Linked DNA regions of Homo sapiens: region 2 is linked to region 1. The links are chromatin loops, found by intact Hi-C in ENCODE. Cell type or tissue: Panc1. All regions are shown on one strand.

Region 1 (8,000 bases):
AATCTAGAAATCAACAATTATTCCTTCTCAGTCAGCCACATCTTAAAGTTCTCAGATAATCTGTTGTTATCTTCACAAACCTCCTGGCACCTAATTGGGGAGAAAGTCCTCACTTCCGTATATCTCCAGGTAAAACACACAATGGAAATAAGGAAACTTCAGAAGAATTAGCCCTGCAGACAATTAAACAAAAAATATGTCCCCAAAGATTTGCATTTGCTTTTCTTTCTTCCATGTGGATTAATTGATTGGGAAGCCAAGGGTTTGGATGAGCATTTGTTGAGTGTGTATTAGATTCCAGACACTCCATGTATAATGCTTTATATAAGCCTTATAAAAGGACCCTTTTCGTCGCAGAAGGCATAGGCAGAAAGACTTACATAACGCACCAGGGTCAGAGGAAGGGTGCATTAGAGCACTATTGTCTGAAGGCAGGTCAGCTGCAGCTTCATTGTCTGAATTTCAGTTTAATGCACTGCTTTCAAGACAGTTACGGAAATTGCGGGGATTGTATTAGTGGAATCTAGTTCAAAGGGCATCTAAGGAAACGTGTAAATATTAGTTATGGGAATGATGCAAAGTTTCTGGTTCTGCTAAGTAATTCAGGAGCTAGTAAGAGGGACAAATGAGGGAGAGACCTGATACACGAATTGAAGAGAACTTCTACTGCTGAGTGGTAGACAAGGTCAGAGGGAGAGGGAGTTGACAAGGAAAGCCGTTCCGCAAGGGCCCTGGGAGAGTGTTGGAGATGGAGCCATGTGGATTGGTACTTCTTATCAGCATTTTCATCTAGGAAGATTTGTTCCTGCTTTTCTTCCTACCCTGCCATCAATTAATCAAATATATATGCTTCTTATCTTTCTTTAAATCTTATATAAAGCAGGAGAAAATACTCTTTTATAACTCATGGCATTTTGTCTTCTTGTGCTATGGAGTGTGTTTGCGGAAGATTCTTGAATTCACAGACATTCTTAACGCATGTCATATAACTATGAAGAGCCAATACGTATTTTTTGTATCAAACTGATTTACACAATAGGATTTACACAAACGGATTTAACACAATATGGAACACTGGATCCATATTAGCCCATTCATTGCAGATTCATTGCAGAAGTCTGTATATCTGGAAAAATGCCTCAGTGCCTTTCTCCTCCTCATTTTACACAGAATAGAGATAGCAAGGGGGTGTTGAGGGATCACTTCAAACTCATTGGAGAGCTTTTGTGGGCTTTCCTTGGAGAAGTGGCTAGAGAGGCCTACTATGGGTGTTTGTGCATTTATCAGCTGGAACAATGCGATCTATGCAAATACAGTTGGATCTGGGCTGCCTCCAAAGGCTATCAGAAAACCCCACAACTTTGCTGTCCCATTCCAACCACCCCAGCCACCCTAGAGCATCATTCGGACAGACAAAGCCTCTAATTCACAGTAATCCACAGGATGTCAATGCTGGCAACCACTGGGAAAGAGAAAAGTAGGGTCTATATACCACATCCAGTGGTGATAATTGTGAGTGTCATTGATATCCATTGCCTACCAATAAAGACTAAACTGTTTGGCATAGCATACAAAATTAGCCATGATCTCTTTCCCTGCATTGCCACCTGAGTGGGAGCCACATCCAGTCATACTAAAAATACAAAATCAGCCAGGCGTGATGGCATGTGTCTGTAATCCCAGCTACTCAGGAGGCTGAGGCAGGAGAATCGCTTGAACCCGGGAGGCAGAGGTTGCAGTGAGCCGAGGTCGTACCATTGCACTCCAGCCTGGGTGACAGAGCAAGACTCTCTCAAAAAAAAAAAAAAAAAAAAAAAAAGAAAAAAAGAAAAAAGAAAAAGAGAAAAAAATGCAGGGTTCAGTTGCGTGAATGAGGTCCTTTTAAAGCCAGAAGCAGGGAGGAAATGCTGAGTCAGCGGCTGCTAGTCTTGAGGGCTGTGCTTTTATTTTTGGCATTGTGAATTTGCCAACCCAATAGTCCTATAGACACACACACACACACACACACACACACACACACAGAGAGAGAGAGAGAGAGAGAGAGAGAGAGAGAGAGAGAGAATTTGACCCTTCTGGTCTTAGAGCTTGAAACTTACTTTTGTTTTATCTGAGTTCCTTCCTCAGGAAAGGACCACCAGCCCTCTTGAAAAGTAAAGTAACAAAGAACTGAAACTTACCGGATCACCCCAGGTCATCTCAACCAGTTAATGAGATGCCAGTCCAGTCCGCTTATTCAACATGATTGCTTCCTTACCCCTCCCTAGTTCCTCTTTTTCCACACAGTGTGCTATTTCTTCCCTGCCTCTATATAAGCCTCTAATTTTAGTCAGTCAGGGAGATGGATTTGAAACTGAGCTCCTATCTCCTCTGCTGCAGCACCTGATTAAAAGCTTCTTCTTTGGCAATAATCGTTGTCTCAGTGATTGGCTTTCTGTGTGGAGAGCAGCAGGACCTAGACCGAACTCCTGGTTTTTGGTAACAAATTGGGCTGATTTGGGGGCTATGGAGCTAGGAGATTGTGAATCCCCAAAGCTGAGGCAAAGGGTTTGGCCATGGAGAGCTGAGAAACTCTGTGAAAAGGGTTCAAAGTAGGGAAGAAAATATTGCTGTCCTGAAGAAATGGTTTCAGGAGCCCAAAGCCATGATACCAAAGAAATTACAAAAAAGAGCAGGGAGGAATAATGGTCAGATGACGGCAGATCCCATATTTTAAAGATGTCACAGAAGGCAGGACACAACTGAAGAGGAATATTAGAGAAGGAGGATGGTTGCAGGTGGTATTAGCTAAAAGATTTGCAACTCTGCAACCTGTAAATGAGTCACAGGGTGGAGTTAGCCTATAAATTAAGGAGTGGGGTGCATTAGAATTTGGTCGTATTGGCATAAACCAAGAGGTGCTTTATTTACGCCAAAAGAAAGCTCATGAGAAAATACAAATTTAAGTTAGAGTATTCCCATTAAACCAGAAACTGCCTGGCGAGGCACTCCACATAGCATTTGTAAATACAATGACATCTGGATATAATCCAGTCCACAACTTACCTGCATGGACGTGCTGTAAGGGAAATGTGTGTTTCTAAGAACAATGGTACCGATGTCATTCCTAGTCAACCAGTGTCAGAGACAAAACAGTTTAAGCTCAGCAACTCTAGGACCAGCAGGGGAAGAAGTGAGCTCGCCCACTCCGTCACACCCTACTGAAAACCACAGTGACCCCCAACGTCAGAAGCCAGGGGCCTTTCCTTAGGATCACAGGCACTAGGAAATCTGAATTTAAGTGAGCCTAGTTATCAACTGGCCCATATATTTGAGTAAATGGATTGTTTTACTGTGTCTCGTTATGCCTGCAAAATAGAAAAATGCTCCAGCATCTGCCAGAGTTATGGAGAGCCAGGGCAAGATCATATATGTAAAATGCAGAAAAACATGGATTTGACATTTGACATAATATAATCATCTTTGAACTTCCCTCTTTCATTAGCTCCTATGATAAACTGTCCTAATTCTGTTCATTTACTTATTAACTTGTTTAATCAGTTAGTATGTGTGGAGTGTCCATTTGTGCCAGTTACTCTTCAAGGTCCTGGGGATAGATAGAGCAGTGAACAAAATAGAAAAAAATCTCTCTTCCTAATGTAGCTTACCTTTTGACTCACCATCCTTCCATTCACTTCACTATTTCATTTCCTTTTCTTCAATTAAATATATTTGCTACATGGCCGGGCGAGGTGGCTCACACTTGTAATCCCAGCACTTTGGGAGGCCAAGGTGGGGAGATTGTTTGAACCCAGGAGTTTGAGACCAGCCTGGGCAACAGGGCGAAACTCTGTCTCTACAAAAAATACAAAAATTAGCTGGGCGTGGTGGCGGGCACCTGTAGTCGCAGGTACTTGGGAGGCTGAGGTGAGAAGATCACTTGAGCCTGAAAGGTAGAGGCTACAGTGAGTCAGGTTGTGGCACTACACTATAGCCTGGGCAGCAGAGCAAGACCCTGTCTCAATATATATACGTGTGTGTGTGTGTGTGTGTGTGTGTGTGTGTGTATTTCCAACATGCCAGGACCTATATTAAGTGTCTACTATCTATTAGCTCGTTTAATACTCTGAAAGGCCTTATATGAATGACACTAACACCTCTTCACTGCACGTCAGAAGAAATGCAGGGCAGAAACGCGGCACAGCTTGCCTCAAGCTTCTCAGCAAGTGCCACAGCCCTTAGTCCGGAGCCAGAGTCTGTTTTTCTTTGCTAAGCCTTCTGCTCTTTAGCTTTTTTCTCTAATGCCACATCTTTCGTGTTTTGCTAATACAGATCCATGTGTGTTCTCCAAGAATCTATTCGCTTTAATTGCGCACTTAACCTTTAGGCCTCAAGATCCTCTGCTCTGCCTGTCGCCAGAGATCCAGCCCAAGAGTTTGTCCTTATAATGAAGACCCACAAACCCCAGAGGATCCCCAAGGACCTGAGTCATCTGGCCCCGCCTCTTGCTGCAGCCTTATCTGCTGCCACCATATTCTGGCCCAGCTTGCCAGCCTGCCTGGCTTCTCACTGTCATCTGGGTATGTCTTGCTCCCACCTGCTGAAGTTTACCTTGTACCTTTCATGGCTTCTGGGGGCACGGCCTTGCGGAGCCCCCCTTCCCGCTGGCCAGCTTGTGTTCACCTATCAGAGGTTTGCTCAGAGACCTCAGGTGTCTGCCCCCGACCCTGCAGCCTCATTCAGAGTCCTCTGTTATATTCCTGCAGGACTGGTGAGCGACCTTCCTTGCAGTTATTGGTTTGTAATTATATGTTTGCATGATTTCATATCCACCTCTTCTAGTTGATCTTAAGGCTCCTGGAGAAATGGGGTCCCACCTCTTTTCCTTAACATGTGTATTTTCAGTACCCGGTGCAATGTCTGAGACTCCTGGCTACAAACAGACACAATGTGTGCTCAGGGACAGATTGATTTGCCACAGGTACACCCCACCATCACTTCAAACTCGACCATACTAAAGTTATTTTGCACAGATGCAGACACTGCCTCAGACTTGTCGACTTTCTGGACGACATTAGAGACTTTAATGTACTTTATCCTGATTCAGCCTTCCACTGGATGAAGTAACATACTCTGTCAAATCATTTTGCTCCTGTCTCAGCCTCCCCCATCTGACAGGTACACCACTGAGAGGCTAAGCTTGAATTATTCCTCTGATGAGTATCTCTATAGCTTTGTCATCTCCAAGACTGGCTTTGCAACAATCCTACAACATGTGTGTATTCCTTGTAGGATCCTCATTGAACTAGGCCAGATATTTATTTAAATATTTAGAATTATTTTTGGCTGGGCTGTAAACCTATAGTTACACACACCTATGCAGGCATCTTCCCGTGTCAGGCGGTGTCTCATTTCTTTATCAAGAGGTAATTAGTGCAAGAGAAAAAAATGAAGTTTGAAAAAAACATTTAAAAATTGATTATGCCATATAAAGGGGGAAAGCCTTTTAAGAAACGATTATGGCATGAGAGGACCATGGAGTAGCTCAGTAACAATGGAAGGGGCTCGGAGGGTGGAAGGCGGGCGAGGGATGAGAGATCACCTAATGAGAACAATTTACGCTATCACAGCGATGCCTGCGCTAAAGCCTAGACTTTATGCAGTGTCTCCATGTAACAAAACTGCACTGGTACCCCAGAAATCTGCACTAAATCTATATAATGATGATGGAGGCTGGGCGCGGTGGCTCGCGCCTGTAATCCCAGCACTCTGGGAGGTCGAGGCGGGCAGATCACCTGAGGTCACGAGTTCAAGACCAGGCTGACCAAAATGGTGAAACCCCGTCTCTACTAAAAATACAAAAATTAGCCGGGCATGGTGGCGGGCGCCTGTAATCCCTGCTGCTTGCGAGGCTGAGGCAGGAGAATCGCTTGAACCCGGGAGGCGGAGGCTGCAGTGAGCCGAGATCGCGCCACCGCACTCCAGCCTGGGCGACAGAGCGAGACTCCCTCTCAAAAAAACAAAAACAAAAACAAACAAACAAAGATGGAAGGAAGGAGGGAATTTAGCAATTCTCCAGATCTACTGCCAGTGAAAATAGCATATGAGGAGGGATTCCAGTTAGAAATGCCCAGTTTCCTGGGTGTGTGTGTGACGGGGGCGGGGAACCACAACGTTAATTTTATCCCCGACATAGGGAGCGCCTGAGTGGTGGCTTTTCACCGGGTGTGGCTCGTCTGAGCTCTTGAACTGAAGCCAGCGGACACCACCCGTCGGCGCCTGCTTTCCTGGGGCGTGGGCTCCTCCCCCTGTGCAGACCGCGAGGGGAGACGGTGCGGGCGGCCGGGAGCGCAGCCCTCCGGGAGGCGGGTCATGGCCTGGGCGCCGCCCGGGGAGCGGCTGCGCGAGGATGCGCGGTGCCCGGTGTGCCTGGATTTCCTGCAGGAGCCGGTCAGCGTGGACTGCGGCCACAGCTTCTGCCTCAGGTGCATCTCCGAGTTCTGCGAGAAGTCGGACGGCGCGCAGGGCGGCGTCTACGCCTGTCCGCAGTGCCGGGGCCCCTTCCGGCCCTCGGGCTTTCGCCCCAACCGGCAGCTGGCGGGCCTGGTGGAGAGCGTGCGGCGGCTGGGGTTGGGCGCGGGGCCCGGGGCGCGGCGATGCGCGCGGCACGGCGAGGACCTGAGCCGCTTCTGCGAGGAGGACGAGGCGGCGCTGTGCTGGGTGTGCGACGCCGGCCCCGAGCACAGGACGCACCGCACGGCGCCGCTGCAGGAGGCCGCCGGCAGCTACCAGGTGAGGCGCCCCCCGGCGGGGGCTGCGGGCGCTGCGGTGACCGGGAAGCGGGCGACAGTCCGGAGCGGAGCCGCCGAGGCCACCCGTCTCCTGAGCGGCTCCCACGGCCGCTCCCCCCACCGCGCGCCGTCCCCCCCGCCCACGCGGCTCACTCAGTGTGGGTCTCTTTGCCTTGGCTGTGGTAACCCCCTTTGCGACACACACCCATTATTTTACACCGTCCGCCCCTCCCCCAAGCACTCTCCTGTCGTCGAACTCGCGCTGGGCTGGTTTCTCCCGATGCGGATAGTCTGGTCCCTCAGCTGGGCTCTGGTCGGGAGGGCTGTGTGGTCCAGTTCATTCTTGGTAACAATTGTACGTCTATATCGTAAACTTGCCATAATAATTCTCATTTGTGCAATGCTTTGCTTTTGCACAGTGTTTACATTAAATGAGTGTTGTCAGCAAAGCAACCCTCGGGTTTGGGCGTTGTTAAGAAGAGTGTCGAGCTGGGTACGGGTTCCGACCCCTCCAAAGCTCAGGTGCACGTGCCTCCTGAAGTAGGAGCGGGTGGCTCTCCATCAGCAGGGATTTGGGGACTTAGGATTCGAACATCCTCAATGAAGAGGTGCTTCATTTGGGGTGTAGCCCGGGAAGCTTCAAAGAGAAAGAAGAAAAACAAAATGGGAGTATTTGGTCCCCAGAGTGGCATCTGTGAAATTGTGTGTCGATTTCTTCCTACTGGTGCCCTTCAAAAGTTCTTGGATGTTTTCTGAACACACTTGAATCCCAGCATGTAGAACAACTGCCAGCACAGAGGAGGTCTAAGTCGTCTTTACTGACAGATTTAACCAAAGGACTGTCAGTCGCGCTGTAGTGCATTGCAAATACTTTCTTAAAATTTTTATTTATTTATTTTGTTTGTTTTAAATTAAGGTTTAGGATATTTTCCCCTTCCTTCTCTACCAATATCTCTCTTGGTATTTCTTCTTGATTTTCGTTGTCATTTGCGAGATGTAGGTACTAGTACTAGGTAATTTCTAGCTAAACTTTTCTGGAATGTTCTTGCCTTTTTAAAAAAAGTCCAGAAAGAGGATTGGTAGTAACTTTTTTTTTTTTTTTTTTTTTTTTTTGAGACGGAGTCTAGTTCTGTAGCTCAGGCTGGAGGGCAGTGGCGCAATCTCGGCTCATTGCAACCTCCGTCTCCCGGGTCCTGGTGCAAGCAATTCTCCTGCCTCAGCCTCCCGGGTAGC
Region 2 (8,000 bases), 60 kb after region 1:
GTTCGTAATATTCATGGAGAAAGAGGATGATATTACTCCCAATATCCTGAACACCCCATGTGTACACCACCCTCTTGTATCGTTCGTAATATCCAGCAGGGGAGAGGTTGGTATTACTCTCAGTATCGCAGAAGGTGTATGCCCTGCTGTGATATTGTTTGTAATATTCAGGGAAAGAGAGGATGATACTACTTCCAGTCTCGCGGAGCATGTACACCCCCTGTGATATTGTACCTAATATCCAAAGAATGAGAGGATATTATTCCTAGTATCACAGGCTGTGTACATTCCTCCTGTGATATTGTTTTTAATATCCAGGGGGCGAGAGGATGATATTACCCCAATATTGCAGAAGGGTATACACACCCCGCGATATGGGGAGTAATATCACCCTTCTCTCCCCCCTGGATATTACAAACAATATTTATTGGGATATTGTTTCTAATATCCAGGCGAAAAAACAATAATACTTCCAATATTGCAGGGGGTGTACACCGCTCCTATGACAGTATTCCTAATATCCACGGGGGGAGAGGATGATATTATTGCCAATATCGCAGGAGCTGTACACTCCCCCTCTTATATTGTTCCTTATAACCGGGGGGGACGGGATGATATTAGTCCCAATGTCGCAGAGGGTGTACACCGCCTCTGTAATATCCACGGGGGAAAAGGATGATACAATTCCCACTATCGAAGGGGGTGTACCCCCCTGTTGTATTGTTCCTGATATCCAGGGCGTGAGGAAATGATATCACTCTTAATATCGCAGGGTGTGTACACCCTCACGTTGATAATGTTCGCAATATCCAGGGGAAGGGAGGATAATATTATTCCCAATATTGCAGGGGCTGTACGTCTCCCCTGTGATGATGTTCCTAATATCCAGGAGGGTAGAGGATGATATTACTGTAATATCGCAAAAGGTGTACAACCCCTCTGTGATATTGTTTCTAATATCCAGATGGAAAGGGGATGATATTACAACACCCTGTGATATTATTTCTTTTTCTTTCTTCTTTTTTTTTTGACAGAGTCTCACTCTGTGGCCCAGGCTGGAGTGCAGTGGTGCGATCTGGGCTCACTGCAAGCTCCGCCTCCCGGGTTCACGCCATTCTCCTGCCTCAACCTCCCAATTAGCTGGGACTGCAGGTGCCCACCACCGCGCCCAGCTAATTTTTTGTATTTTTTTTTAGTAGAGACGGGGTTTCACCCTGTTAGCCAGGATGGTCTGTATCTCCTGACTTCGTGATCTGCCCGCCTCGGCCTCCCAAAGTGCTGGGATTACAGGCGTGAGCCACTGCACCCGGCCAAAGAATACATTTTAAATTAGAAGAAATCATGTAAGTGCTATTCTTGAAGTTTCTTATTTTAATTTGTGATTTAATTAATTCAGTCTCATAAATAAACTCAATGAGGAAGGAAGAATGTGGAACTGACAATGTAAGTTGCTTACATAAATCGCCTCATATGGCTTCAGACTGAGTCTCTAAATTGAGAAGATCTTAATGCGTGACAATTAGCTACATGGTAGAGAAGAAACTACTCAATGAAAATTTATTTCTATTTCTTGAGCCAAAATTTGAATGATTGTCCTTATTTATGGTAGCCCAGTAGAAAGATTCCAAGGGTTTCTTTCCTTTCTTTGTTTTTCTTTTCTTCTACATTTCTTCCAAAATTAACTTAAAGTAACTCCTGAGGTTGTATATAGGATAGTAGAAAGCACACTTTCATAACGTTGTTTGGAAGGTCAATTATATGATGAATGCAAAATGCTGGGATTTTGCATTTTGTAATGACAGTTACAAAACACTGCCAAAATAAATCAGAGATGACACAAATAAATGGAAAAACATTCCATGCTTCTACATAGGAAGAATTAATATTGTTAAAATGCCCATACTGTACAAAGCAATTTACAGATTCAATGCTATTTCTACCAAAGTACCAATGTCATTTTTCACAGAATTAGAAAAAACTAATCTAATGACCAAACTAACTGAAAGGTCAAAACTAACCGAATGGCCATATCAATCTCAAGCCAAAAGAAAAGAGTTGGAGGAATCACACTCTCAGATTTCAAACTGTACTACAAGGCTACAGTAACCAAAACAGCATGGTACTGGTACAAAAACAGACTTATAGACCAATGGGACAGCTTAGAAAACCCTGACACAAAGCTGCACACCTATAACCAACTGATCTGACAAAGTCGACAATAACAAGCAATGGGGAAAGGATTTTCTGTTCAATACAGACTTCAGGATAACTGGCTAGCCATATGCAGAGGATTGAAACTGGATGTCTTTATTTCACCATGTACAAAAATCAACTCAAGATGGATTAAAGACTTAAATGTAAAACTTAAAGATAAAAAAACTCTAGAAGAATACCTACGGAAATACCATTCTGGACATAGGCCTTGGCAAAGGTTTCGCAAGGAAGACTCCAAAAGCAATTGCAACAAAAATAAATATTGGCAAGTGGGACCTAATTTAACTAAAGGCCTTCTAACAGCAAAAGAAACTATAAACAGAATAAACAGACAATGTAGAGAATGGGAAAAAATTTGCAAACCATGTGTCCAACGAAGGTTTAATATCCAGAATCTATAAGGAACTTAAACAAATCAACAAGCCAAAAAAAGGAATTCCATTAAAAAATAGGCAAAGGGCAGGAACAGACACTTCTCAAAACAAGACATATGTGTGGTCTACAAGCATATGGAAAAATGCTTATCACTAATTATTAGAGAAATGCAAATGAAAACCACAATGAGATACCATCTCACACCCGTCAGAATGGCTATTTATTATTAGAAAGTAAAAAAAAAAAATCAAAACAACAGATGCTGGGAGGGTTGCAGAGAAAAGGGAATGCTTATACACTGCTAGTGAAAATGCAAATTAGTTAAGCCACCGTGGAACAATTTGAAAATTTCTCACAAAACTGAAAACAGAGCTACCATTCAACCCAGCAATCCCATGACTGAGTACTTTCAATGGCAAAAACCGCAATTACTTTTGCACCAATCTCATACATATAAAGCATGGAATACCACACAGCCACAAAAAAGAACAAAATCATGTCCTTTGCAGCTGCATGGATGCAGCTGGAGGCCATTGTCCTTAGTGAACTAACACAGGAACAGAAAACCAAATACAGAATGTTCTCACTCATAAGTGGCAGCTAATCACTGAGTGCACATGGACACAAAGAAGGTAAAAGTAAACACCAGGGCTTATTGGAGGGTAGTAGGTGGGAGGAGGGTGAGGATCAAAAACTATCTATCAGGTACTATGCCCCAAAATACATAAGAATGATGAATTATTCTAGTGCAAACACACGTTACATATAAAGATTCACATAGATAATAAATAATAGAGGGAGATTTGTTATGCTAAGACCACGAATTAGCTGCATACTTCACACAAGAAAAATGATTCAGGCTAACTATGGGCAGTTCATAATAATAAATGGGATGCATACTCAAAATTACATGACAAGCTTTAAATTACATGTAATGACAAAAATTGTCTTGTTATTGTCCCACAGGACCCTGAAGCTCTTTTCATTACCCTTTCAATCTTTTTTCCTCATTATATTTAGATTATGTAATTCCTATTTGTTTATCTTTAAGTTTGCCAACACTTCCACCTGTCTTCTTTATTTTGTTATTACACTGAACTACAGTGAGGATTTTTTTTTTATTATTACTATTTGGTCTGCCTTTTTTGGCTTTTACATTTTTATTTAGTTCTTTTGTTTTTCTTTGCTGAGAATTCTCTTCACTAAATTATAGACTTAATGTTGTAGAAAGTACATTTAGACCTCCTCTATTTCTGGAACTGTATGCAAGTCCAGCTGCTCACCACCTAGAAGCAAACTGCAAAAGAAGTAGGATGGAGTGACAGGAAAGCAGTTTTATTTTTCAATTGCTAGGAGATGGGAGATGGGCTGCCTCAAGCCTCAAAAACAAAACAAAACAAAAAAACCCATCTCAAAGCTTTGAGCTGAGGGCAGGGGCTTAAAAAGGGAAACGTGGTGTGGGAGGTATGCAGGGGTTATGCAGAGTGTAGGGTCTGCGTGTCTTTTTGCAATGGCTATCTTGAGTTATTGTCCACCTAGAGTGCCAACTGGCACCATCTCAAGTGTGGCTGGGCTGCAGATTATTCATCTTGAGGTCATCTTTCAGAGGGAGAGAATTTGCCACTGGGTCTCCATGCCTGGCTGGTTTCAAAATTAGTCCCTAGAATCTCTTAACAAGCATACAGTAAGATAAGTGTGTGTGGTGCAAGGGAGTGCCTGGTCAGAAAGAGAGGGAAGCTGTTTCCATTTCAGCTCCTCAGGCCAGCATATTCCTAGTTGGCAAATTCCAAACCAACTTGTGCCTTTCAGTTGGAACTAGAACTTCCAGGCAAACATATTTTAGTGCCTTGGTCATTGTTTCTAGATGTCGTCTATACCTGCACTCCATGTGACTGCCCCCCTGCTCTGTGCTACAAGAACACATCTGTGTGAATAGCACTGGGGCTCCCTTCATACTGAATTCTGATCGAGTTTGGCTCATGCAGTGTAATGTACATTATACAGTGTCATGTGCTCTCCACACTCCCCTTCCCACTTGAGCACTGAAGTACTTGTTCCCCCAGCTGCCAGGAGAATTAGTATGTGACAGCTCTCAGCTAAGTCCTTCTCAAGTCACTGTTCCCAGTTGAGGTAAACTGCCTCACCCAAGCTTATGCTCTCTTCCTGGGGGCAGCCACATGCAATCAATGCTCCTGTGGGAACACAAACGCGGGGCCACCTGCCCTACTACAAGGCAACATGGAAGGTTAATCTCACAGTTCATCCAAGGAGTAGCCAAGACTGTAGTTGTGACTACATCACAGTTCATCTTCTCCCAGTGCCCAACTTTGCTTCATTAATGCCACAGGAATTGACACTAGGAACTCTCCTTGGTCAGCTTCCTGAATGTCGAAGTCTCCATCTCAGTCTTTTTTTCAGGAATTTCTGAGTGATAATTATTTCTCCTGCTCAGGCTTGCTGGTCTGTGGATTCTTGACTTTGCCCTCTGGCAGGTTCACCTTGGAGGTGGCCTCCTCCATACAGCCCATCTGTGTGAAATCTGGAAGCTGGTCTATCCCCACAGGCCATCAGGAGGCGAGTGGGCAGAACATCACGGTCTTGGTGGTGTAGGGACTCAGCATAGCCTCTCTTTGGTTTTCGTAAATTGTGCCACATAGTAGTTAATCTCAACTCAGCTACCCAGCATCGCTGTCCTTTCCGTTTTTCTGTGGAGCTCTGGGCAGTACATACATCTTTTTCTCATCTGACTCACAGCTTGTCTGGCCTTAATTCTCACACACCCTAGAGTCCTTCAGAGAGATTTATCTACTTAAGGCAAAAGGCTACTTCCCCCATTGGACAGTAGCCACCTGTGTTACTACACCATTGTATTGATACTCCTGGGACCCCAGAGACATCAGTGTTCAGAACATGGAAAGATAAAACTTTTATCATAAGTGATAGGTAAACTTTCATTGAAAGTTTTATTTGTTACTTGATATACTAAATATCTACAACCTACTGCTTGCACTCAGCCAGGAATTTGTTTTTTTCCACAGGAAATAAGATAACCTGACTTTAACTGTAGACTGCATGTGATCAATAACATTCTAAATCAGAGTAGGATTAGCCACTTCAGTAAGATACAACATGCAAAGGCAGAGGTGTCACTAAAATCTATGATGGGCTTGCCTTCTAAACACAAACAATGGTGATTACAACTTCACTTGGAATAAGCAATTACAATATCTCACGTTTTGTCTAGGAGCAGCTTTCCCCATGATCTATTCCATGAGAAATTTTGTTTAAATATATTTTTTTTTACAGTTTTGGAGGCTGAGATTTATATATACTGGCAGTGAAGCCTGAGTCCACTAAACTTGCAAAAGCTGGAGCCAGGATCCCAAGGGTGCTTGACAGTAGAAAATATTAAGAACAAATAACACAATCATAGAAGGCAGCCCCAGATAAAATCAAACCGCAAACTGCCTGGCACAGTGAATACAATCTGTTGTTACTATTGTTGCTATCACTGATTTTATTACATAGATACAAACACACAAAATATTAAAAAATACAATTATATCACACAGATGCAAAAATATTGATACTTATAAAGCAGCAGAGATTCTGTCAAGTTTAGTTCAATAAGGAAACTACCATGGATTCTACCACGGTTTCTTTTTATTTCAACTACTTTCTTTGACAAGAGCTGGTCTTTCAATATCACACTGTTTAATCTTCCCATCCTATTAAACTACACACAAGTAACGCCAGAGCCACATTACCTCGCCCCTTAATGTATTTTTCAACATCATCTTTTCCATGCACATCTATTTACATTTCATTTTTGCTCCTAAATAATTCTCTCTTCTTTCAATAAATCGCAGCTTTCCAAAAGCATTTTGGAAGTATATTAAAATTATGGGTATTTATAAAATGTCCCTGAAAATTAAACATCTTTGGCAGCCAAAGTGGCAAGCTCATGCCTCTCTGGTTTATTAATCAGAGTTGATTTAGGTCACACCCCTAAACAGTAGACTGTAGACACTGATACAAGTGAAGCCAACACAGCCAGGCTGGAAGAGCTTTTCTCGATGCTGCTCAGACAGGATCCAGCCTTTTGGGAGGAGTCATCACTTTTATCTTCTGTAAGTAGAAAATCTGTGATTCTGTAAATACTAATCACTTAATATTTAATAATTTTCCTGTAAAGTTTGAACTCTAGATAATTCACAGCTATATATCTTTACGTATTTTACAAATAAAATTCTATTATCCATTCTACAACCTGAAGAATCAAAAGTTGCTAGCTGACACAGTCATCAGGTTAAATTCCTGTAATAACCTGTCAATTTTGTCAAATATATGATTTGGCTGTTTCCAATTTATTTTCTGACAGGACAAATTGATTAATCATTTTAGTATCATGGGGAGGAGAGTTACAGTTTTACTATTAAGTTTTGGCAACAGGGATCAGAAAAGCACAGAATGGAATGTTAGAGGCATTGTTCTCAGTGTTCTGTGATTACTTGACGAATTATTGATGAGAAAAAAGGAAGGGATATATACGTGCCTTCTACTAGCATTGCAAAAGAGATCAGTGTGATTTAAAGTAAAAATGTCCACATTTTATCACCATTCTAAGTAAGAAACTATGGGGACAGAAGAAAATATAGTTCAAAATTCTCTAGCTTTCTAAGCTATAGTGAAGAAAGAAAAGGAAAATATTTATTTTTCAGGGTAATACTTTATCATACTTCTTTCTACACTAGTCAATCTTGAATTTTCAACCCTCTGTTAAATGAAATTATAGACATTTTATTAGCAAGATTATTTAATTCTTCATTTTTCATTTAACTGTTCTTTGTATCCATGGCCAATTTTTAAAAAAAATTATCCCAAATAATCATTTTTGTAGGTTTATAAACATTTTAATTAGTGGCAAATTATCTTAGCTTTGTAACATAAAAATATAGACAGTAATTTCAATAAAGCAAATAATTTAATATTATCACATCGTAGAAAAATACAGTTATCTACTAATTTTATTTAACACATTTAATTAATCATTTCGTGAAATAATCTGAATGCTATGGCATGATGACCAGTTAGACTGATACAAACTGATAATTTTTATACACCTGGAAATAAAGAATTTTTATTCCACATAAACATAAAGAATAGAAATATTATCTATTTTCACTGAAAAGGTACAAGCTAATGACATCAAATTTTACAAACTATTTAACCATAGTAGGAACTTCATAATAAGAAAATGTATTTCCTGAACTGAAAAGTCATGCAAGTTGTTGAGATTATTCTCTGAAAACATATGAACCAGTCTGGCACAATTTAAGCGGCTAATTAATTGCAATTGCTATATTTTTATGCTATATATGTTTACCTTACCAAAATAAAAAAAACTAACA

What was found. Peaks named below come from ENCODE experiments on the same cell type or tissue, not always from the same donor. Only the 100,000 strongest peaks of a DNase experiment are listed, where the experiment ranks them.
Region 2: a loop joins it to region 1, with 2.3 times the contacts of the local background. A loop is called at or near these places in 3 of 110 quality-filtered maps.

Annotation. Positions count from the first base shown.
Region 1 is chr1:247,850,899-247,858,898 of GRCh38, forward strand. It overlaps TRIM58 (tripartite motif containing 58), which reads left to right and starts at 6,289. Exons shown (of 6, transcript NM_015431.4): 1 at 6,289-6,768. The coding sequence starts at 6,349. RefSeq lists a cis regulatory region at 4,202-4,766. In Panc1, no CTCF peak of the experiment used is centred here; no DNase peak of the experiment used is centred here.
Region 2 is chr1:247,910,948-247,918,947 of GRCh38, forward strand. No RefSeq gene overlaps it. Among named protein-coding and RNA genes, the nearest start is that of OR2T8, 5.3 kb to the right of the region's middle. In Panc1, no CTCF peak of the experiment used is centred here; no DNase peak of the experiment used is centred here.